Regions from separate parts of the Mus musculus genome. Here regions 1, 3, 4 and 5 are each linked to region 2. Evidence: chromatin loops called from intact Hi-C (ENCODE). Cell type or tissue: heart. All regions are shown on one strand.

Evidence for each region. Hi-C counts contacts between places; a loop is a spot of excess contacts. Peaks named below come from ENCODE experiments on the same cell type or tissue, not always from the same donor. Only the 100,000 strongest peaks of a DNase experiment are listed, where the experiment ranks them.
Region 1: it touches region 2 in a loop (3-fold over the local background); 3 of 42 quality-filtered maps call a loop at or near these places.
Region 3: a loop joins it to region 2, with 9 times the contacts of the local background. A loop is called at or near these places in 19 of 42 quality-filtered maps.
Region 4: a loop joins it to region 2, with 9 times the contacts of the local background. A loop is called at or near these places in 19 of 42 quality-filtered maps.
Region 5: it touches region 2 in a loop (5-fold over the local background); 3 of 42 quality-filtered maps call a loop at or near these places.

Annotation. Positions count from the first base shown.
Region 1 is chr2:45,512,682-45,517,681 of GRCm38, reverse strand. No RefSeq gene overlaps it. Among named protein-coding and RNA genes, the nearest start is that of Gm30792, 23 kb to the left of the region's middle. In heart, no CTCF peak of the experiment used is centred here; a DNase peak (open chromatin) is centred at 2,641.
Region 2 is chr2:46,442,223-46,447,222 of GRCm38, reverse strand. It overlaps Gm13470 (predicted gene 13470), which reads left to right and starts at 4,318. Exons shown (of 3, transcript NR_166211.1): 1 at 4,318-4,573. In heart, CTCF peaks have their summits at 1,681 and 3,100 (motif pointing right); DNase peaks (open chromatin) are centred at 1,732, 3,472, 3,962 and 4,482; H3K27ac peaks cover 1,744 bases.
Region 3 is chr2:45,115,310-45,120,309 of GRCm38, reverse strand. It overlaps a transcript of Zeb2 not described here. Among named protein-coding and RNA genes, the nearest start is that of Zeb2, 4.5 kb to the right of the region's middle. In heart, a CTCF peak has its summit at 2,543; DNase peaks (open chromatin) are centred at 2,969, 3,579, 4,019 and 4,429; H3K4me3 peaks cover 2,536 bases; H3K27ac peaks cover 2,154 bases.
Region 4 is chr2:45,108,220-45,113,219 of GRCm38, reverse strand. It overlaps Zeb2 (zinc finger E-box binding homeobox 2), which reads left to right. Exons shown (of 10, transcript NM_015753.4): 1 at 1-397; 2 at 3,063-3,204. The coding sequence starts at 3,132. Zeb2os (zinc finger E-box binding homeobox 2, opposite strand) reads right to left here and starts at 2,082. Exons shown (of 3, transcript NR_110572.1): 1 at 1,918-2,082; 2 at 227-377; 3 at 1-121. In heart, a CTCF peak has its summit at 92; DNase peaks (open chromatin) are centred at 2,029, 3,069, 3,739 and 4,459; H3K4me3 peaks cover 5,000 bases; H3K27ac peaks cover 5,000 bases.
Region 5 is chr2:45,574,850-45,579,849 of GRCm38, reverse strand. It overlaps Gm30848 (a long non-coding RNA gene), which reads right to left. Exons shown (of 3, transcript XR_374345.3): 2 at 769-836. Among named protein-coding and RNA genes, the nearest start is that of Gm30848, 4.6 kb to the right of the region's middle. In heart, no CTCF peak of the experiment used is centred here; no DNase peak of the experiment used is centred here.

The sequences.
Region 1 (5,000 bases), 930 kb after region 2:
AAGAAAGGAAGAAAGGAAGGAAAGAAGGAAGGAAGGGAGGGAGAGACAGAGAGAAAGAAGAAAGAAAGAAAGAAAGAGAGAGAGACAGAAAGAAAAAATAAAGAAAAGAAAGAAAAAGAGAGAAAGAGAGAAGGGTGAAGAAGGAAGGAAAGAAGAAAGGAAGGTAGAAAGGAAAGAAAGAAGGAAGGAAGGGATGGAGGGAGGGAGGGAGGGAGGGAGGGAGGGAGGGAGGGAGGGAGGGAGAGTAGATTTCAACTAGTTAAGTGTAAGACCAGAAACCATTTCAACAATTAGTTTCTATATTGGTCTAGCCTGGTTTCGTCTGCTCTCAGAAACCCTTCACCTACTTGGTTTCTTTCTTCAGGGATCTTCAGCTTAGACATGGGATGAAGCTTAGAGTTCTGTAGGAGGAAGCTTCCCAAATATGCCACTTCTGAATCCAGCATTTAGAAATGTGACATGTGGGGGACAGCAGTACATTTGCAGACAGACCTATGGTGGTTGCCTTTCCTGCTACCACTACCTTGTTTGCTTCACAATTGTGTAAGGAAACACAATGCAAAGCAACTTAGAGTCAAACAATTCTAGCCTCACCACCATAGGTTCTTTCCTTTAGCATGCACGGGGACGGGGGGCACAATATTGTGCACAATATCTTCTTGCCACCTTTATTTCCTAGTCTATAAAATAGGAATCAAAATAATCATGATTCAATGGAAATACAATGAGATAGCACATGCAAATTCAGATTGAAAAAAATAACACAGCTTCTCCAACATGAGTTTCCAGTTAGTTGAGTGGATACAAACATTATCTTCTCAAAGTTGATCACAATGTAGGAGAGACAGTTCAGCAACAACCATGGGCCATTTCTATTTCCCCAAAGTGCACAGTGTTTAAAGACTTGACATTATGAAAGTATATTGTCTTCATTAATTTATGTTAATTTTTAATGTTGGTATGACTCTATTGCATAATATATACAGAAGCCTCTGTGTATGGTGGTATGCATATATACATGAACACATGCACTAAAAACACATAGATATTGCAGGGTGAAAGAGTTTTGACCTCCAAGAAAGCAGATTTTCATTAAAGTCTTAATCTAGGACATAATACCAAGCATTAATTGTAACAGTGGCTACTTTTAGTTTAATAAGAAAAGAAAAAAATTGCTTAAAAATGAATTGTATATTGAAATTAGCAAAAAAATCCCATTCTATATATATTTATTATAGTGTCTGAAATTAAACTTTCTAATTTTATAGTTACACACACTGGAATGGTATGTGCAATGTACACTTATTTTCCTTTGTATCTGTAAATCATGTTTTTGCTTTGACATCTATCAATTTCCTGTCAAAGCTAAGAGCTTATTTCCTGTGGGAACAGATCCTTATGGGTCTAACATCAGATACCTAGATGGGTAAGTTGTATGTTTGATGCATGGTGACATTAATGTAATATTATGATGGATATCTATTAGCAGGTACATCACCCGAACACACACTCTCTGAACATCTTTGACAGAGGCTGCCCTTTCCCTGTCTGTCAATCCACACTAGAATCATAAGAATGAGCAAATGTGACAGAAAAGGGCTATACCAATTATAGATGAAAGGATAGCATCTACTCCCACCATTTGATGTGATTTATTTGTTGGTCCTTCTGCATTTGGAGGCAGCACACTGCAGCTGTTTATGAAGTGACAAATGGTACCCAATGACAGTGAATGACTTCTCTAATCAATTTAACATGTCTAAATAGTGATCATGAATTGTGGGATTTGTTGAGTGTCTGTGAGTACAGAAATTACTGAATAGTTTTCATTAAAACATATATTTCAAATATACACCTGGAATAGTAACATCAAAGATAACAGAAATAAGAATTTTTAATATAAGGATTAAGTTTTCAGGTGTGTTTTAAGTCCAGTATTTTAAACTTTTCCTTTTTTTTTTTTAAAAAAAAAGAGGTGTTAGTTTTTTAATAAGAGAAGTTTATGGGTTTTTTTTTCTTTTTTAGCTTTATTTGATAGAGGAAGGTCATAATTATCTTGGGTGGGAATATAGTGAAATTGTATAAAGTTTTGGTGGTTTATTTTTCCAAATATCAACTTAAGTTTAAGTTATTATCTAACCCCTTTTAATAAAACTCTTTTGTTATAAATGAATTTATCAATGAATCCACTGTGTACCTTTTATATTTTCTTGAAAACTATGTACTACGAGAGGGGTGGATTGCACTATCAGAGTTATTTCCCTGAACACTATGCATAATTGTTTGAACTTACACATAATTCAGACAAGTTTTTTTTCCCTCTTATAGATAACTAGTATAACAGAGGAAGTCACAAGCTGGGATAACTTTACACAAGAGTATTCACGTATTAATTTCAATTTGTTAGGAGTAGGTAGTCTTTTACATACTCAATACAAAGCACTACTGCTATAAGCCAAGAATGATTTTCCCCTATCTCTGTATTATTCAAATTTATTAAACAATATTTCATGTTTGTTTGACACAATGTCAAACTTGGGCTCCTAAAGAACTGCGGCAGCTTTGGGGCTGTTATGTTTTCTTGGACTTTAATCATTTTTGGCAAGGCTCCACTTCCTGTCAGAAAGTGAAACAGCTTTGGAATGTCATTTTCCCGAAAGAAAACAGAGAGAATCTGAGAGGAAGTTCTCCTCCACTCCAGATCCCCTAAGATACTCAAACACACTCACAGGAGGGCTGGAATACATCAAACATTAGCAGAGGGAAAAGGACACAATTTTCCCACATTAAAATACATGGATAAAGTTGAACTTCTGCTAAAAATAGTTCCCATGACTAATCCTATTAAGTTTAAAAAATTGGGCAGTATCCTCCTTGAAGTGGAATGACTCTCTACCATCACACTCTGCTGAGCCCACCACTCACCCTGAAGCTAGCAGCCCTTCAATATTAGGCCCTCATCTTTCTGTTTACAATGACATCAGACTTAAAGAGGACAGAGTAAGAATGAGAGAGAGAGAGAGAGAGAGAGAGAGAGAGAGAGAGAGAGAGAGAGAGACTTTATTCAACTCTAAGCTATCAAAGGACACCAAATATAAGATATGAGGATCAAAATTATCTCAGTATGCCAAAAATTCTAAAGTGCAATATACATCCTGTACAAATCTACAACATTTTCCCACCCAGTCTTAGACTCCCTGTGTGTCCCCAGGGAGCGATAACACTGCAGAAAGCAAACAAAGATTACTCCTAGCTGTGCCACTTCAAGATGAGAAATGTTGGATGTGACTTGAAGTAGAAAGATATAAACATCTCTCCTCTTTTGGAATTGCAAGCCCCTGGTTTTTGCATGTGAAAGTAGCAAACGAAGAGAGAAAAGGAAGGACTGAAGAAAAAATCACTAAAAAAGGCTGAGCAAGTTGAAAGGTTCTAACCCAAGTTGAGTGCTGTTGTATTCTAGTGAGGGGAAGCCAACACATACCCACCACTTCTGAATTAACAATGATAATCGATACTTTTCTAATCTTTCAGAAAGGGCAGTGACAGGAATATAAAGGAGCTGCAGAGAGTGTCATTCCATACTATGATATTGACATATGTTAGCTAAGTGATTAACAATAGAGAGGTTCAGCTATAGTGAAACCTGAACCCAGCTGATGCCATTAACACATACATCTGATGAACTCTACAGACCACATTAAACAGAGAGAGCACAACGACTATAGGAGAATGGCTTTTAATGAAATCATGTCTAAAAACGGAGGCTGATAAATGTCATCAAGGAGTTCTTTGTGGAACCGGGAGACAGTGACAATCATGCAGACAGTAATTTGAAGAGAAGAACAGGTAACACAGTCCCAAGTACACTGAGATGCCTTAGAGCTTATACACTTTTAAAGCAAAGTGGGTCATCTTTAAATACTGTATTATGATACTAAATAAACAAACAAACAAACAAACAAACCAGTTGATTTAGAGTTTTCCACATTGGCACTGAAGTATGCAATCCTATAAATTCACTATCATAAAACAAATAGTTTTTATTCACTAAATAGTACATATTTGAACCAATCCATAATTTACAAAAGTAGGTCATTAAGTGTTGGATGTATTGCATATATGTGATGCACTTCCTATGACTGTAACCTAGAACTCCATCCATAAGGGCCACTGAACAAAGGGTGTGCTCATCTATAAGCTAAGCACGTTTTTCAGTTTGCCTTATTTGGAGGACAAGTTCCAGCTTCACGGTCACCACACAAGTGAGACCAAATGTTATGACGTTTACGGATGGAAAGAAACTCTCCCAAGTTACAGACACAGGGAGACACAGAACTGAGGATGTGGGAGTCACTTCTAAACTGCCTGCATCGATCTCCAGCTCTGCTACTTCATAATTAACACAGGTACCCTCTTAATCTTTGTCATTTGGGGATTTGTCAAGTCAGGCCCTAAAGAAGAATGTGAGGAGTTAAGATAGAACAGGAATGAGTGAAAAATAGAGGAGAATGTATTTAATTCTTTTAAGCATTGATTTTGAAATTCCCACAGTGCTGAACTGTGGTCAGTGTGTTAGTTAGCTGGTTTGGCCACTGCCTTCTATGGAGATCTGGGCTTCATCCTTAGCCTGAACCATCTCACAGTGAATCTGAATCATCATCCCTTGAGACCAACAAGATCCAGAAGTCTCTATCTAAATTTGAGCTCTCACAAAGTTGTTTTTTTTTTAACAAAGCCTGTGTGTCACTAAGCAGATAATTAAATTAAACCCCCAGTCTATAAAGCAGGAAGGCTTCATACCTAACAGGCTACAATTTTGAACTCCATTTATAAAAAAGTCTTGGGACAAAGTGACATAGGTAAGAAAGCTTTTGATTTCTACTTTTAAAGAATCACAATACATTTGTTATTATCATTTTGTGACACTGTATACAAGCAGGATCCTGGCCTATATGTATCAAAATTCTCTTGCGTTCTTATAAAACCATAAACCCATCTCT
Region 2 (5,000 bases):
CATTTCCGATGCCCCTTATTAATGTTTTCCATAAGGAAAACTACATTTCAGTTGTCGATACTTCACATAGTATTTCTCCCTCTTAGTCTTTCAAATCTGATCTCAATTACTCACTTAACAAACGGAAATTATAATTTTCTGTATCCTCTATGTTCAGGTGCAAAATTTATAGCTCTTGATCTAGCGACCATGTCCAAAGGATGAAAAGCCAGACACTTGTTGAGCAGCTAAGCCCCTCCTGGGTCTCAAGACAATAGGAGCTAAGACATAACAAGACTGGACTGTGACATAAATCCCCAAGCCCATCATGTATGAGAAAAGCATCAGGAAGATTAGAGAAGAGTGAATGTCATGAGAGACATACTTGACCCAGATGGACTGAAACCACCTGATAGATAGGGCAGCAGAAAATGTTCACCAGCCCTTTCCATTTCTGCACTTATCTTTTGATTCCATTTTATACTTGATTCCAAATCACAGAGACACAAATTGCTTACCAATAGAGTTCTAATTTCTGACTAACATAAAACTTTACAGAAGTAAAGAAAGGCAGGACAGGACAAGAAAGTGGTTTCCTAGAAGAGAAGAATGTTCCATGTCAAAGGGATTTAAACGGAATTAAGATTTCCACCACCACAAAATCAGAGAAAAAGAGGAAAATTAAGTCTATTTCCAATTCTAGGCTGAACGGGATTCTATGATGCTCAGTGTAAGCAGAGCAGCATCAGTCCCACTGAGAAAAGGCAGGATATAGATAGTGCAGGAAGAATTGGGCTATCCCTGAAGATGCAGTGGGAACAGGGATAGTGCCAAGTGCACAGACCTCAAGGGGATCACCCTTACTTTCTGACTTGTATCAACACTGAGAATTGTTAGAATTCTGTCTAAGCTCTGCCCCACAGGTATGTGGCAACAGCCAGGTATGCCTGACTCACTATAAAAGGGACTGCTTACCGCCTTATTCTTCTCTTGCTCCTCTCTTGCTCTCTTGCTTTCTCTTGCTCTTGCTTTCCCTTCCTCCTTCTCTTCCCATTACCTCCCCCCCCCCTCCACATGCTCATGACTGACCTCTTCTCTTCTCTTCTCTTCTCTTCTCTTCTCTTCTCTTCTCTTCTCTTCTCTTCTCTTCTCTTCTCTTCTCTTCCTCTCTTGCCTCCTCTCTCTGTCTCTGTCTCTGTCTCTGTCTCTCTCTCTCTCTCTCTGTGTGTGTCTCTCTCTGTCTCTCTCTCCCTCTCTCTCTGTCTCTCTCTCTCTCTGCCTTTTGCTTACGTGCAAAACATAGGCAACCATAGTTATCAACAAACCTACAAAATGAAAAAAATCAAAAGCAGAGGAGTTTTATCAGTGAAGTGAAACAAACACAAAACAACCTCCCTGAATTAAATAAGTTTATCTCAGACAAGTGGAGAAAGACAGACTAGCTGATCAGCAGTAAAGTAAGACCAAAGCTCAGCGTTTTCTGCTGTGTCTTTTAAAAACTTAGTTTTTAGTTGAAACTTCTCATTTGATATCTCAGCAATGTGGTGAGCACCTGTATTTGACTGGTATACTAAAATCAATGCTGTTATAAACCTGGTCTACAAAGGAAATTTAAATAGAACCTTGCTGTAAATGGATCTTAATACAATTGTAGATTCTCAATTGGTTATGAATACATAGTTCTTTCCTGAGGAGCAAACTTCCCACGCCCCAGAGGAAGGAATGTGACACCCTGGGGACACCACAGAACTAAGTATGCACTGGCTGAGCTCTGAGGCCAGGGGACTAGCAAGTAGCTGAAAACTCTCCCTCTTTAAGTGCCTCTGAATCCCACAGACTGTCTCGGAGAAGGGACCCAAAAAAGACCGGGCTGCATACTGTCACAGCAGCATAGATTCCCAGCCTCTCCATTTTCTCTGTCCTCTTGAAGCAAGTATGTCTCCCCTTAAAAAACAAAGAAATGATGTGACCATCATTTCTTCAAAACTCACATCAACTCTAGAAACAAGATGCTGATGTTTAAACTTTAATAAGTACATGGTTGAAATTTTAGCAAGCATTGGTTTTAAAGGTCTACCTGGCAGTAGAAATTGAGAAAAGAGTTTTCAGTTCAGGCCTTCTGAATCAGTGCCTGCCAATTTTGCCCTCTGCGGCTCCGTGTTTCTCTGTGGGTTTTTACTTTACAGTTGCTAAGGATAAGATGTTTGTGGTCAGAGTAGTTTAGAATAGATTAGCTGGAACACAGAGTGACCAGAAAGGGTCTCTCTCTCTCTCTCTCTCTCTCATCACTAACAACAGTCAACTGCATGGACACATTTTCTGCACAAATCAGAAACTGGATGGCCTCACGTTTCATTTGTAACAGCCAACTTGTCAATGGATGCTGTTAGTGCATATGTGCCACAGGCACTTGAGATGGAGTGGCAGGCAACCCCAGGTCAGCGGGAGAAGAGTAGGCATTGGGTGGCAACAACTCTCAGTCATTACTGACCTGGGCTCTATTCAAACCAGTGACCTAGAAAAGAAGGGCTCCAAATCCCATTACTAACTCCACTAGCCATCAAGTCTCTCCTATGGCCTGGATCTGTTCCCAAAACCCAGGTCTCCTGTTGAAATAGCATTAGATAGCAGCCACTGAACTGGCAGACATGGCTCTGAAAAACAAAGTGGGGAGTGAGAGGGAAGTATGCCTGTATGGAGTTGGCTTTAACACCCTCGATAGCTTTGCAGCTGCCCTTAAACCTTAAAGTCTGGACTTTAAGGCAAATGGTGAGAAGGGAAAACAAGACCCGTGTTCATCTGAACACGGCCTTGGGCTTTGTTCTGTATGGTTGAAATGCACATCCTTCCAACTGAGGAATAATAAAAGGAGGCTGAAGAAAATGAGAGGGACAGATTGAACATTGAAAGATGGAGAGAGGCATTACTTGTGCTTTTCTCTAACCCTGTCATCAAAAGGACAACTCATTCTCTTCAGGAAAAAAGAAAAAGAAAAAGAAGAAGAAAAGAAAGTAGATGGTTTGTGACTTAGATGAAGCCCCTGTAAAGCAAAAGGGACTAAAGCCTGTAAACTTCTGTCCTGCATTTTAAGTGAAAAGCTCCAACTTTTCAAACAGTCCTGTAGGTGGAGCTGCACTCTGCATTTCTAAGATCCCTGCCTCAACAATGAAGCAATTGTTTCCTGTCTCCACTTTGCAACTGCCGCCTCTTTTGGTTCTTTCTGGTTGCATGTTCTATTTATTTTAATGTATACCTTTGTGTAAAGCCTGTCTCTGAGTGGCTAGATACCCAGTTGATATGTGGCCTTCTTGGGGGGAAAGGGGAGTGCAGCCCATTCCCATGACATCCTGAGGCTTTGTAGAGCCAAGAAAACCTTCTCAGGAACACCTAATCCTTGGGCTTCATCCAAGTACCACAATCTCTCTGTACAACTGACATGGGCCACGTGGGACCCTTGAGAGTTTTAGGTGTGTCTCTCTGAAGTCAGCGTCGGCCAAGCATGAGGCAAATGTGCCCGACCAAAGAAAATAAATTATGTGGACTCCAATTTTCAGCAGTTATGAAGTATTGAATTACACACGCAAAGAATTCACTCTGGGATTAACCCTTTGGAATCGAAACACAATCTTCTCCCTGTGTCTACAAGGGAGCATGCTCTGTATAAGGCCAGCCTTTTCAAACACAGAGGTTGGGGCAGCGAACACAGAGGAGCTCAGGCACAGGACACATACTTGGTAAACTGTCCCTGAGACACAGGCACAGGGTGTGTGTCAAGGACTCTGCTCTGTCTCAGGCTCTCCTTATCTCTATATGGTTTAATGGCTGTGTAAACTTGAGGGGTGCATTGTAAATACCACTTTAGCGTTTAATCAGAATGTTTTAGAATACTTCCCAGAGCCTGAGGCTGCTTCCCTGCTCAGATTAGGGAAGTGGTTAAGAACCTCTGTAAGCTGACTGCAATCAGCAGTCCAGGGCTCCTGAAACGGCATTTGTCCTCCATGACTCAGGAGCAATAGAAAAGGACATCCTGCCCTGCCCTGCCCCGTCAAGAATTCCTGGTCCCCACAACCCACTGAAGCTGTTAGTACATGCTGTGGCTGCAACTTAACACATAAACCTTGTTGCACAAAAACAAAACACTGTTTATTTCCCCTTCAGAGCCATTTATTTACCAAATGACCAGAGAAAGCAAATGTCCAACAATAACAGGAAGAAATCAATCTTGAAGAACTTAAAAAAAAAATCTTTAACAAAGTTAACTTTTCAGTGAGCCCTGTGTCTGAAGTACAAGAACCAGGATTTACAGAAATATGCATCCAGCCACTCCCTCAGCGACTCAACTCCAAAGAGTGTGAGCTACGGGAAAGACACACATTTAGGGACGAGCAAATTATGTCTCCTTACTGATCTGTCGCTTTTCTTCCTTACATGCACTCTTGGAAGAAAACAAAACTGTGTAATGATATCCCCAGTGGACACTGTGGAAGCCATCCAGTTGCCTCATTTTAACCAGTGAAGAAACTTTGGATTGGCAAAGGTTCCAAGAGTAACTACGAGCCACAGAGCCAGGACAGAAAGCCTCCCGACTCCCTGTGTAAGTGGATGTTTCCAAACCTAATCTCTAATTAGAGAAACATGTAGTTCTTCAGGTCTCTGATGCTTGTGTTTGTTACAGCAATGATATCTGTCCTTTAAAATACTTGCTATTTGTGCTGCATGGAACACTTCTTATTGCATGTAAAGTTGGCTAAGACGTTTTTGATGATGTTTGTGTGTGTGTGTGTGTGTGTGTGTGTGTGTGTGTGTGTGTGTGTGTGTTTCTGGTGTTTGAGAAAGAAAGAAACAGATTATGAGAATCAGAGAGCCATAGAGACAGGAAAAAGATGAAGTTTCTGACATCATGTGGTCATTGGGTGGAGTAAGTAATAAAAGTAATTGCTAAGCACTGTGTAGTTAGACTGCTGTGTACAGTTAAATCAGGGCGAACCAAAACTTTCAAATGTCACAAGGTCTTTATTTTC
Region 3 (5,000 bases), 1.3 Mb after region 2:
AGTACCCAAGGAGCTAAAGGGAACTGCAACCCTATAGGTGGAACAGTATGAACTAACCAATACCCCCTGGAGCTCCTGTCTCTAGCTGCATATGTATCAGAAGATGGCCTAGTCGGCCATCAGTGGAAAGAGAGGCCCATTGGTCATGCAAACTTTATATGCCTCAGTACAGGGGAACACCAGGGCCAAGAACTGGGAGTGGGTGGGTAGAGGATTAGGAGGGAGGGTATGGGGGACTTTTGGGATAGCATTGGAAATGTAAATGAGGAAAATAACTAATAAAAAAAATTTAGAAAGCAGACAATTAAAGGACCCTTTAAGAATGATAAATAATTATAAATGCTCCTAAAGGTCTTAAAAGACAACAAAAAGCCTTTAGTGTTCTGACTAAATATTGAAGGACTTCCCATCCCGCAATTGCACTGATTTTTCAGCTTTGCATCAAAAAGAAACTCTGGCCTTGTGGACATTTAAGAGAGTAGGGGAATTCATTTTCCAGTTTATAAACTGACTTTCGTCCCCACTGTAGATGCTGGAGCAAATCTAAAGCTCGGGCCACAATAACCGACGGGAATGTTGGTTATCATTCTGAGTGGTCTCAAAGCAAAGCACTGTGACAGCCAAACTCCTTGTCTCCAAATCTGTGAGTTTGTCTCCTTTTACTCTTGACTCTTACTTAAGATCGCTTCTGGGCTTTTGCACATTTAACCTTTAAACTCAAAGACAGTATGTGATTACAGAACACAGGAAACTTCACATTCAGACATTTGGGCTAAATTCCTTTTCAAAGGAATCTGATATTTATAACCAAATTAGGACCACATTGAATATAATAAATTAACTGCTGAATTAGCAGAAAGAAAATGCTCCATTTATTTGTACGTTGGTGGCTAGGCATCCTTTGGACAATCCTAGAAAAATCATAAGTAATGATAAATCCTACCACATTCGAAACTACTTGGTACTAGCTTTATCTGGCCTGGATGTTCAATACTGTTTGTCCAAAGGTTCATTATAATAAACTACAACACAGCAAAGCTTCATGCTTTACTTCAGTTAATTCTGAGGGATAGGTGCCGTTAGTGTACCCACTGGAAATAAACAAGTTTAGAGTAGATTGCTTGCGATCATGAAAAGAATAATTACATAGACATTTGAACTTCAGCATCATAAAAATAGAATGGACAGACTTGCTTAATCATTTTTAAATAACTTCAACCATCCTACGCATTAATAACTAAAAAATGAAAACTTATCTAAATATCAAACTTGAGTTGTTTGTCAAATGCCTCATATGCCTGCTTATGCTATAGTAAATCAACCAAGAAGTTCAATGACCACATTTCAGTAAGGATATATGGTGCATAATTAGTGCACGTATGTGAATTTAGGAAGAACGGTTACTTGATTTCACATAGAGATCGTTTTCCTAATTGTACAGCTGCCATGTGTTTCAATGTGCTTGCTACATAAATGTTTTACAAATTGTTAAAAAGTTTTATGGATCTCTAGAAAGAATATAATAGCATAACAAACTTTTACAAGTGCAGAAAATTTTACATTTTAAAATATCACTTTATTTCTTTGTCCTGAAAGAATGAATCTTTAAAAGACACATTTTTAAAAATCAAGCATTAGATATGCAAATATGTGTTCAGATCAGAGATACCAAAATTATTCAGATGATTAATTATTCATCATAAAATGTCAATTAATAATTATGAAGCTTAAAAGGCATCTTTCTAATGCATCTTTATTTTTCTTGGCCTAAAAAAGGGGCTTAATGTACATGTTCAATTGACTTGTAACAAGTTTTAAAAATTCAGTAAAGTAAACAAATTGTAAACAAGAGCAAGCTCTGATTTTTAATAGGAGAGCTACAAATGTGTTACAAGTGTAGGAAAGAGCAGTAATTATCATCATCAGGAAAAGTGTAAGTGTAGCCAATCTGTGGCATCGGACTTCTCACGTTCACTCACCTGCTAGGAAATGGACAGCAACCTGGCCAGGAAAGCAAGCAGCAAACCCAAGGTGTGGATCTGCTGCTCAGCAATTAAACAGAATGCACAACAGGCTGCTTCTCCCTGAATTGATCAGTCGATGTTGGGGGGGGGGGGGGGCAGACAGACAGCTTTGGGAGGTTTTGGTTTTGTTTTGTTTTGTTGGGTTTTTTTTTCCACTTTCTAATAATCATGAGAAGAAAACCCAGTTTGTTTCTTGAATTTACCTACTATTATTTCTAAAGTCTGATAAGCATGATTAAAATAATTTATTTATAAGTACGAACAATTTGCATATTGCCTTAATTATACTGATTCTCGTTGTCAAATACTTTCGTATTTTTTCCAGAAAGATTATATCTTTTTTAAAAAAAATCTGTGAGAGCTGATATAATAATAGAGAGTAATAAGCTGTTATAGTCATTGAGATACTCATTTATTTTCATTATTATTTTACTTTTTCCTGACACCTGGCGAACTTGTCTCTTAAGACCCAGGAGTTATTTTAGTCAGGGTGTCCCTGACCTCCTGCTGGTAGATTAATTGCATTTTAAACATTGTTTTGAAAACGAACTGATAAATCTGGACGTATAAAGTAGGCACCAAAAATTTTTTTACAAAGAAGGTAAATTGGGGGGAAATGAGATTGCAAAAGAAATATAGAAAGAAACGAGAATGTAGAAAATGCAATTACGACAGAATTGCAAGAAAATCTGGATAAAGGGCAGGGAGGGCTGAAAGGAGGGCAAGAGGAAAGGGAGGAGGGAGATTTGGGTTTCCAATCCCCAGGCGAGGCTGTTGGCGTCCGCACCCTTAATGCCCAGCCTTCCAAGTTAAGGCGAAAGCCACCTCCTCGGGCCTGCGTCGCATCTAACTTGCTGCAAGTTTTCTGGTGACTCCTCCAGAGCCCCTTTTCTTCCACCACCACCACCACCCCCCTTTTGTGAGACTGACAGTCGCGTGGAGGAGGCTTTTCCAGGCACAGCCTTTCTCATGATAATCAGCCCCCTGCATCACCTCCCGGCCGCCGCGGCTTCCTCGCGGAGCGGGGCTCGCGGACCCGGGGGACCGGAAACAGGGCGGCGGGCGGGGAGCAGGCCGGCGAGCCAGGTCAGCTGACCGGGAGCGGGGCGGGGGTCGCGCGGTACCAGGGCGGGGTCGGGTGTTGCAGGGGGGTGCGGGCCGCCGATTCCCCCCCCCCCCACGTGCTCCGGGACCGACAGAGGGAGCGAAGTTCGCGGGGGTGGGGGGGTGGGGGGGAGAGCGCCGGGGATGGGGGATCTGTGAGCAGACCTGCTTTGCATCAATAAATTAAGATGCTCATTTGAGTCCTGAAGTTTGCTGGTTCCTGTCAGTAGAGACGTTGGCAAACACCCCCAAAGCCGAGATGAAGCCTTTACTTCAAATAAAATAGGAAAATAAAATCCTCAGCTGGCCGCCCCGCTGGGGCCAGGTGACGTGCGAGATTCCACAGCCCGCGGGCCTCGCAGCGGGGAGGTGAGGGACGGTCGCGGGCTCTCCGGTCCTGTTTTAGTTTTGTTTGAAAAGGGCTTCTCTGAGATGCTCCCGATTTTTTTTTTTTAAATAGGCTTTCCCCTCCTATCCTAGGCTCAACTCCGAATGGATTGGATTGCGAGTTTGCACGTGAGAAAACCGTTTGGCTTTGCCTAGACCCCGCCGTGCCCTCACACACCTAATCCAGGGGTCCCGGGTATCATCAGCCTTTGCTCGCAACTCTAAACGAAGTTAGGTTAGCCACGTCCTGCATAGCACTACAGGATTGAAACAATTCCTTTAGATGAAAGACCAGCTCCATTTCTAAACCAGAAAAGAATCCTTTTTTTTTTTCCCCTCCACATGGTACAAAATAAACACAATTTGCTTTAAAAAAAAAAAAAAATCATTAGCTGTGGCCAAATTCGAATTCTTTCTTCGGCTTGTGTGTTCAAGGGCAGAAAAGAACCTCTTCGGGCCTCTGGGCCAGCAGGAGTGGGGGTGGGGAGCGGCTGTGAAAGTTAAGGAAATTGACAGACTGAGAGGTGAATGGGGGGACAGGCTCCGGGTCTGGCTGCCGGGAATTGGAAAACAAAAGGGTGTCCTCCTCACCCTGCCGGGGGTGGGGGGCTTGGGGGGGGAGTCCTAAGAGGAGCAGTTGACTTTATCCAAGGAAAGCCTCAAGAATTATTTCCCCTCCAATGTCGATGTCAATATTATTTCACATTTGCATGTATCTGTTGTTTTAATCCCCTTCGCCTGCGCTAATCTCGAAGTGGATTATTAACGGGAAAACAGTCCAAAAAAGGAGCTAGTCCTCCTTCGCTGGACTTGTTTTGCTGCGTGAGGAGCCTCAGAGCTGTCCCTGGTCCCCTCTGGACTTTTCGTCCTGCGCTCCTGTATTATGTGGATCCCACGGTCCCCATTGTCCCTGACCTGGCCCTGGAACTGAGGGAGTGTTCCGAACAAATTTATATTCCAGCTTCCTCTGATTCCGCTGCTTCTGCGATGGTGGGAACACTCTCTCGCTCAGAAGCTTGGGGAGGGGCGTGCCAAGCAAGGGCAGTGGGCAACCTAGCCCCTCTCTCAGCCCTCGCGATCTTCCCTGTACCACTACCCAAACGTCCACCTCCATGTGAACCTAGAAAATTGAAGTTGGTTTTGTTTTGTTTTGATCTGTTTTTTTTTTTTCCATACCAATATATGGGAAAAGTCGAAACTCAGTGCTAACTATTGGGGGCCGCCTTTTGGCACTGGAGAGATGAATGAGTCTAAGGTAATCAGATAATTAGGTGTTTTTAATTGAAATAGTTAATGGTCTATTTTGTCAGATCTGAAGTAAGAAGATATTTTATATCCATGATAAGGTCAGAGGTTTGTAGCTATTTGTTCGACTTGCCATATAGTCTCATTGTGCCTTTGCACTGGTGTGTCTGGACTAAAAAGACGTCCAGTAGCTACCTGGGTGCCTGCAGAAGGGGCTTGCCAATAGTCACTCCGTAAAAC
Region 4 (5,000 bases), 1.3 Mb after region 2:
ATCCTTTCCCAGAGAGAAACTTGGCGATCACGTTTTCACATGATGCTCACGCTCAGGGCGCTTCAATTATCCCTCCCCACAAAGATAGGTGGCGCGTGTTTCAGGGTCTCTCTTCTCTCCCCTACAGAAAAGAAAAAGAAAAAAATGTCATTAGAAGAGGCGTAACACGTCAGTCCGTCCCCAGGTTTGTGTTTCCTGGAGTGGCCGAAAAGAGATCAGTTCTAACCTGCTCGGCAGGAATAACGGTCCTGCCTCCAGACACTCTTGGCGAGGTTTTGTTCAGTTTGCTCCGGGAGCTGTTTCTTCGCCTCCACCTTTTTCTCCCCCACACTTCGCGGCTTCTTCATGCTTTTTCTTCTCACCATTTCTGGCCAAAACTACAAACAAGACTTCACAGGTAGGTTTCCCACCCCCCCCTTCTTTTCCTCCTCTTTTTATCCTTTTTTGGTGCTCTTGCCCCCCACCCTCCCTCTCTAATTTTCTCATTTTGAGTGGGAATGTTAGTCTGAAGTGAGCCGGGTGTCTCTGGACAGGAATTTCAGGTGGTTTTAGCTCTTTGGTGGCAGGCTTTCTTTTCCCAAGAGTGGCTTCTTTGCTTTCTCATGCCTTCCCTTACTCTCTCTTTCCTTTCCTCTCCCTTTTTCCCCTTCCCCCAGTAATTCGCCCTGTACCTGTCCATTCAGGTAACCAAAGGTGTTTTTTGCTACATAGTCTAGGAAAAGTTTTGTTGAGAACTGAATGGCTGGGGTAAAAAACTCATCAAGTGGAGAGTTTCTACTGCTTTGTTCTCACACCGACTTTCAATTCATTATATCAAGCAATTAAAACTTGGCAAATACCTGTTAATAATTATAAAACTTATTCGAGAAAGACCTACCAAATTCGGGAGCAAGTCCTTCTCTTAGATCTGGCAGACTAGTCTAACCTTTCCCACCGGAGAAGGCTGTTTTCTAAGCAGAAACTTGACTGTTTTTGTCTGCCTAGCGAGTTTCATTTCTTTATTTCATTCTTTGTGTGTGTGTGTGTGTGTGTGTGTGTGTGAAGTAACACCTCACTTCTGTGATTATAAATAAAGAAGTGAAAGTTCTCTTGGAACTTGAGTCGTTTACCAAAGTGTATGGGAGAGGGGGGGTCGCAACAGCTGGGAAGAAAACTGCTGTCAGGATAATAGGGTTAAAATTAGGGTAACTTTTGATATTTTATTTTAAATGACCAAGTAATATACACATCGATTTTTCATGGAACTCCTCTCTCTCTCTCTCTCTCTCTCTCTCTCTCTCTCTCTCTCTCTCTCTCTCACACACACACACACACACACACACACACACACACACCACACCACACCACACCACACCACACCACACCACACCACACCATTCCAGACTTTGGGACTGAAAAGTCGGAGTTCAAGAGTCACAGGCACAGTGCTGAGCTCAGCTAACATAAACGTGTTTATCTCCCACCTACTTACATGTTTCACATGCTAACCCTGTAATGATGAGGGCAAGATCGCTTACTCCAGAGTTAAGACTAACATTCACAAATAAAGTTTACAGCACAAATGCCATGTCTTTCCCTCACACACACACTGGCTCATAAAACTAGCAACTTATTTTATTAAATATATATTTTATATGCAGTGGTTTGTAAGTCTCAGCAGAAATACAGACAGACAGCTGTTTCATCCCACAAGCTTGTGTGACCATTTCTTTATTCCAGGACCCCCCCCCCCCAACAATTTCAAATTAGTAGGACAGATCAAAAAATGATATATTTGTATTTTTTTTTAATGTGTCAAACTGGAAAGCCTACTCTGTATGCCTAAGTAAATTTAAAGTGCTTCCTACAACACCCACTTCCCCTTCTCTCTGCCCCCCTTCACCCCCGCTCAGCAAATGTGCGGAAACTGATACTCACTTTCCAGGTTTTCCGCAAAGCTTGTGGCACCGGAGACAATAGGTGCAGGGTGTAGGGACTGGGCGTGCTGGGCGGCAGAGAAAGGGTTAATGGCCCTTGTGTTACAGTTTGCATCTGTTACATCTTTTATAGCCCGCTGTTTAAACTAATCCTCGAGGCACAGCGTCTTCCCACCCCGCGGAGTTTCAGGGCTCTCCTCTTCTCCGGCCTGCCTCCGAGGTTCCCCTTCTCCAAGTTTTGACAGTTTGAGCTGAAAGAATGCAGCGCCTCCCTCGATTTTTAGGTACAAAAGTTTCGAAGCCAAAAAGGACACGATCATTTAGAACAACTTAAATAGTGGCCACGGACTTTCTCTTTCCTTTCTTGAGAGGGGAAGAAAACAAAAACAAAAACAAAAAACAATCTACTGGAAGAATTTAAGGAAATCAGTGTGGGGAAACGTGTGTATGGGGGGGGGGGGCTTAAGTAAATATTGTCCAAGTGGTGAGGTTGGGGGAGGAACAATGTCCAGAGAGGCTTATAATTATATTTCTTTTGCCGGGTAAAATGGGAAATCTTAATTTGGGGGCGGAGGGTGTAGGGAAAGAGACAGTGCCTCGATAAACTCCAAAGGGGAGGGGAGGGGTCGCGGGGCGAGTGGGCTTCCTGTAATTACTATTATCAATTTACCCGAGTGTGCTTCATCCAAGGGCTGTTTTGCGTTGTTTGTTACTTTTTTCCCCTCTTGGGAATGGGGGGGTCGGAGGAGGGATGAGAAAAGATGAGAGCGAAAGACCCCCTCTCCAAGTTCCCGAGCCCGGCTGAGGACTTTTCTGAGGAAGAGGTCCGCCTAGCCTTGAGTCAAGCAGTCTTACTGTACCGCCGTGTGCATTCCCTCATACGGTCAGGAGTTATGACTCATTTTGAAGATGTAATTCTTGTCTCTGATCCCCTCGCGAGTGCAACACACCAAACAGTAACAACACAAAGCGCCTCGGGGCCAAGGCTGGGGGTGGGGGGCGGGGAGGGGGCCGCCGAAGTTTCGCTTTGGCGCTGGGGGCGCGGATGGGTGCTCACCCGGGCCCTGGCCCGGATCCCCTGGGCGGCCCGCGCGCGTTTCAATGGGCGCGGACGATGCCCACATTGTCGCTGTGTTTGGTTGCTAGATCGAGCCTGCGTGCTGCCGAAGCAGGGCGCCGAGTCCATGCGAACTGCCATCTGATCCGCTCTTATCAATGAAGCAGCCGATCATGGCGGATGGCCCCCGGTGCAAGAGGCGCAAACAAGCCAATCCCAGGAGGAAAAACGGTAAGAAGAGGCCCGAACCAAACTTTTCCGGGCCACTCGGCGGCCCGAGACCAGGGGGAAGGGGGGGACAGGGAGAAGGAAGCCGGTGGCGGCGCCTGGGGCTCGCGGGCGAGCCTCCCTCCGCGGCCAGCGCCGGAGCCCCACGCGCGGCCGCTGGACCGGGGGGGAGTTGAGCAAGTGCGGGGCCAAGTGAGCGCCGGGCGCCGGGGGTGGGGGTGGGGGGCTCGGAGCGCTGCCGATCGGACCTGCTCCCCACTCTGCGGCCCCGGCACCCCCGCTGCCTCCGCCCTCTCTGTTCCCCGGCCCGCAGGTCCCCGGCCCCGCGGCAGAAGCGGCCGGCTAGGGCAGGGCGGGGGCTCCGGCGCTCGGGCGCGCTGGACCTCGGGGCGCGGGCGGGCGAGGGTGGCAGGAGGGCGGCGAGGGCAAGGGAGGGGACCCGAGGCTGCCTCTCCGCCAGCCTCAAAGTTTCTTGCTGGAGTCGCTGGGCCGCCTCTCTGTGCGCCAAGTAACGGTTCGCGGGGCAGCGGGGCCCTGGCCAGACGCGGGGAACCGGGGGGTGGGGGGACAAGAGGGACGAGCCGGGAGCTGCGGACTGGGGACCCGGCTCCTCTGCAGCAGGCTCGGGGCCCGCTGCGGGCCAGAGAGCGGGGCGAACAGAGACTTTTCCCGGCAGTTGCTCCTCCACTGCCGGGAGGAGCCCGTTATCCAGGCTGAGTCAGGAAGGAGGAAAGAGATGGGGGTGCGAGGGAACAAGCAGACCAGAGGTGGCAGATTAAAGGGGTGTGTATGTGAGAGTTTAGGTCCATTTTGGAAACGGGCTGTGTAAAAGTGTGTAGTGTGGTGTGTGTGTGTGTGTGTGTGTGTGTGAGAGAGAGAGAGAGAGAGAGAGAGAGAGAGAGAGAGAGAGAGAGACCCCCTAGGTATTACCCTCAAACAAAATCGTGGGAATAAAAGAGAAAAGTGATTGGCAAGTGCGCAGAAGGCGCTTGGGGGAGGGGAGAGAGTTGGGGGACGACAGAGGGTGCAGGGGGTGGATGCTGACGGAGGATACTGAGTTTTAAAGGGAAAAAATGAAAAGAAACGGGGGGGGGGACAGCCCCTCAAAACAAACAAGCGATCCAGCCGCGCCAGCCCAGAATCGGAAAGGAAACTTCATTCTCCTTTCGCTCTCAGCCCGCTTACCGGGCGCGGGCAGTCTAGACGCTTCCGAGCTGGGCACTAGGGTGATAGCACACACCCGGGGATCGCTCCCCAAGCCCGCGCCTGATGGGTACTACTCAGACCCACTTGGAACAACTTTCCACCAGAGAGGACAATTGTGCGCTCCTCTAGCCTGCCCCAATGCTGCACCGCATGCAGAGGGTTGGGGGGTGGGGGGAGTGCAGTGTGGGAGTTTAGGGTCCTGGAGGGAGTAAAACACAAAGACTAAAAGATTCTGTTTAGAGACAAATAATCTCCCTCTCTCTCCTCTCCTGTCTCTTAGCGTGCGTGCCACTGTGTGTGTGTGTGTGTGTGTGTGTGTGTGTGTGTGTGTGTGTGTGTCTTTTGCTTTTTGTGGTGGAGGTGGGGAGCCATATGGGTGATAGAGGAATTTTAGTCAAAAACTGTTCGTTATGTTGCCCTGTCTTTCCTCTTTGTGCTGTCTTTGATCTGTTTGCTTGGCTTAGTATTACAAAAAAACAAGGACAATAATATATTCCAAGCTGGTCCCCAAGATTCCGTTCAGGCTGCCTCTTTTTAAGTATGTGCGTGTGTCTTTCTTTTAATTTAATTTTTTTCTTCATTGCTGCCTGGCA
Region 5 (5,000 bases), 870 kb after region 2:
TCACCCTGCCCGCACTTCCATACTGAAATACTGAAAGTCTATGAGAATATCTATTCATTCATTAAAGGACTCAGGAAAACAGCAGAAGTTAAGTGGCTTAAGAAAAAAAAAAATTCTGTCCACAAATATAAGAAAAAAGTCGCTAGCAGCTAACAAAAATTATCCAAGGTAATAAGTCAGATTTCAATAACAACTATTTTGTGAGAAAGTTACTGGCTTAGGAGATTAATAAACAATAAAAATACATTCTGATTTCCATGTGAAATTACATATTACATACTCACATTTAAAGTAGGGATTTGCTGCTGTTGTTCAGTCATGGTATAGTTATGTCTTGCTGAAATTTTCACATCTTATTTGTAGCATAAAAATAATTTGAAGTCAAAATTGCCCTTGAAATTTTTTTAAAGTGTCTCAGTAATACTAGTAAAAGTGAGTTTTTACAACAGTATGAAAAGAAGCATTTTGTCTATGTTTATACATTATATTAAGCAGCTTGGATTCTTGAGAACTACATTAAAAATATGAAAACAAATCTTAAAAACAAGATATACACTCAGCTTGACTAAATGTCCAAATCAACATGAAAAGTAGGAACACAGCAAGAATTGAAACCAAGGGGCATTGATTTGCTATTGTCTATTTCTCCCCACCTCTTTCAATTCTTCTATCACTTTGTTGTATTCTGCAAAGACTATAAAAGTTAAATTCATCTCATATAAAAGGAACTATAGCCATTTGATTATTGCTCATTGAGATATTGCTCACCTGATACATAGAAACATATATTGTAGTTCTTCAGATTTGCTCAGTTTTTGAAGATGTAGTAGTTGATGCTGAGAGAGGGAGACAGAAAGATAAAGTAACATGAAAATGGAAGAGAGATAGCATTTGCCAATATAGTATAAATATACAAACACATCTCAATAATCTAGAATTGAGATTGCAATAAAACTTACATTTAATAAAAACCAAAAATGAAGTTGTAAGTCAGCTAGTTAAGAGCACAAATAACAAAATTCATATTTAATAAAGACCATGGATTGAGTATGAACCAAAGAGCAACAGCACCAGTGCTGTAAACCTTTGAAGGGTATAAGAGGCTAGTGAAAAACAATTTACTTCAAATAGAGAAAATATTTTTTAGGAACCTTTTTAAAATGTATTTTATTTTATTTAAGTTTTGCATGTGTGCAGTTTACTTGGAGATGGTAACTTACCCCTTCTAAGATAATTACTCTTTTTATATATTTGAAGGCCAGGATTGGATGTCGCCTCACATAGCAGAAGTACTATCTCTAGTCTCTACCACTATCCATTTAGTGAACATACAGAGATGCTTGCTTTGTTGACTTGCCTGATGGAGGAAGGGAGTAGTGAGAGAGACCAAAGTAATCCTGGAATCAGGGATGGGACACATCTCTGAGATGAACTACAAACCTAGTGCAACAGAAGCTTCCAGGAATCCTTGAGAGTTACCCTAGCTAAGACTTCTAGAAATGGGGGGTACAAATCCTGGACCAGCCTGTAACCAGACAAGACTTCCAGTGAAGGGATTGGGGTACCAACCCAAACAAAACTTTCAACCTACAATTAGCCCTACCTACTAGGTGTGCTGAGGTAAAGATGGCACAGAAATTGTGGGGGTGGCCAACCAATAATAGGTCCAGTTTGAGACTCATGCCATGAGATTCCTCTCATGCCATCTCCTGACATTGGTCAGAAGGCCAGGAACCAGAAGCTGACCCAGGAAAGAATGAATCATGATGTCTGCTAGGTCCACTTGATTCATAATGTCTGTTAGTTTCATTATTTCTGTTTAGTTTTTGTCTGAATGTCCTGTCAATTGGTGAATGTTGGGCATTGAAGGCTCCCACTATTATTGTGTGGGGTTGGATGTGCAATTTAAGCTTTAGCAGTGCTTCTTTTACAAATGTAGATGCCCTTGTATTTGGGGCATATTGTCCAGAATTGAGATATCATCTTGGTAGACTTTTCTTTGATGACTATGAAATGTCCTTTCCTGTCTCTTTTGATTAAACTTGGTTGAAAGTCTGTTTTATTATATGATAGAATGGCTATTCCAGCTTGCTTCTAGGGTCTGTTTGTTTGGAAAACTTTTTCCAACCCTTTAGTCTGAGGTAATGTCTACCTTTATAGCTAAGGTGTGTTTCTTGTATGCACAAGAAGGATGAATCTTGTTTTCGCAGCCATTCTGTTAGCATTTGTCTTTTTTTTTGGGGGGGGGGTTATGTCCATTGACGGTGAGAGATATTAATGACCAGTGTTTGGTATTTCCTGTTATTTTGATATTGGTGGTGTTTCTGTGTGTGTGTGTGTGTGTGTGTGTGTGTGTGTGTGTGTGTGTGTGTGTGTGTATTTGCTGGAATGGAACTACTTATTTCCAGTGTTTTCCTTAATGAAGTTATTCTTCCTGACTTGAAATTTTCTTTCTAGTATTTTCTGTATGTAGGATAGATATTGCTTGAATTGGATTTGTCTTGAAATATCTTGTTTTTTCCATCTATGGTGACTGAGAGTTTTGCTGGGTATAGTAGTCTAGGTTAGCACCTGTGGTTTTTTTTAGAAGGAAGAATAAAATAGTCATAAGAGGCAGAGGAGAGGAGGGAACTGGGAAGGAAGGGTATGGGGAAAGGAATAGAGGCTCAGGATCAGGTGTGGGGAAAGCTAGATGACCATGAAAATCTACAACTAATGGAGATGATGAGGTGGGGGGACATCTTCAGGATGAGATAGAGACCAGAGATAAGGGAGGTGCCCAAGAATCAATGGGGTAACCTTAGCTATGACTCACTACATTGGGGATATGGAACCCAAAGTGTCCACCTTCTGTAGCCAGGCAGAATGATAAAGACACCAACATACGAACAAAACTTTCAACTGAAAGTTTGTCCTGTCTACAAGAAATGCAGACACAGGAGCTAGAGCAGAAACTAATGAAATGGCTAACCAATAACTGGCCAAACTTGAGACCCATCCCATGAGCAAACAATTGTCCCTGACACTATTAATGATACTCTGTTATGCTTGCAGACAGGAGCATGTTATCCTTGAGAGGATTCACCCCGCACCTGACTAAGATAAATATAGACACTCACAGCCAACAGAGGATGGAGCTTGGGGGCTCGTACAAAAGAATAAGAAGAAGGATTGCAGGCCCCAAAGGGGATAGGAACTCCACAGAAAGACCAACAGAATCAACTAACCTAGACCCTTGGGTCTCTCAGAGACTAAACCACCAACCAAAGAATATACATAGACTGGACCTAGGCTTCCCACACATATGTAGCAGATGTATAGCTTGGTCTTCATGTGAACCCTGAACAACTGGAGCCAGGGCTATCCCAAAAACTCTTGCCTGTCTGTTCTTCTAGCTGGGATGTCTTGTATGTCCTCAGTGGGAGAGGAAGTGCCTAGCCTCACTTAGACTTTATGTGCCAGAGTTGGGGTATACCCAGGGAAAACAACACCCACTCAGAGGAGAAGGGAAGGAAGGATGGGGGAAGGGTTGTGGGAGGAGGTGGCCATCAGGGGCCAGTGAGTGGGATGTAAAGAAAATAAGTTAAAAAAATAAATTTAAAAAGAATAGAAAAAAGAAAAAAATCAATGAAATGAATACTGATGATATTCTGATATACTCATAGAGTGGCATCTTGCTCAATTGCCATCAATGAGGCTTTGCCCAACAACTGATGGAAACAGATGCAGACTCACAGCCAAATTTAAAGTGGAGCTTGGGGAATCCCTTGGAAGAAGAGGAAGGAGGAGTGTAGAAGACAGAAGGGTCAAGAACACCACAATAAAGCTCACAGAAACAACAACTTGAGCTTGTATGTGCTCACAGAGACTGAATTTCCAACTAGAGAGCCTGCATGGGCCTGACCTAGACTCTTCTGCATGTATCTTACAGTTGTGTAGCTTGATCTTCTTGTTGGACTCCTCACAGTGGCAGCAAGAGTTGTCTGTTATTCTGTTATCTTTCTTTGGGACTCTTTTCTACCTACTGGATTGATTTGTCAAGCCTTAATAGAACCAGTACAGGGGAACGCCAGGGCCAAAAAAATGGGAATGGGTGAGTAGGGAAGTGGGGGGTGGGAGGGTATGGGGGACTTTTTAGATAGCATTGGAAACGTAATTGAGGAAAATATGTAATAAAAAATATTTTAAAAAAAAAGGAGGTACCCAGTCTTACTGCAACTTGATATGTCATGGCAGGTTGATATATATGGAGACCTGCCCTTTTCTGAAGAGAAATGGTAGAGTAAATTAGTGTGCTCTGTGTGAGTGTGTGTGTGTGTGTGTGTGTGTGTGTGTGTCTGTGTGTGTGTGTGTGTGTGTGTGTGTGTGTGTGTGTGTGTGTGTGTTGGAAGGGGAAGAGTAGAGGGAACAGAAACTGTGGCCAGGATTAAAATAATAAAAGTAAAATAGAAAACAGAAAAAAAAAATTGGTAACAACCTTTTTTTGTTGTTGTTGTTTTGGTTTGGTTTTTCAAGACAGGGTTTCTCTGTATAGCTCTGGCTGTCCTGGCACTCACTCTGTAGACCAGGCTGGCCTCGAAATCAGAAATCCACCTGCCTCTGCATACCAAGTGCTGGGATTAAAGGTTTGTGCCACCATGCCTATTTTTAAATAAAGTCATCTGTAATTCAAGAATCTTCTCACTATATGTAAGGATGTCTTATTTTCCCTAATCAATCAAATATTTCTAACATTATCTATCACCATATACAACTAATCAATCAAAACAGTATATAACCAATAAATGTAGATTATATAAAGTCATCCTAACTGTTCTAATAATCATATCTTAAAAACATAAAAAACAAGGAAATCAGTTGTAATAACTTTTTGTTTTTATAATATAGGTGTATAACACATATGAGGTTTTGCATTCTTTCATAAACTATAGAAGACATAACAGTCTGGCCATTTTCTAGGTTGCTTAAGTGAAGCAGTGGTCATATCCACAGAGGTGTTA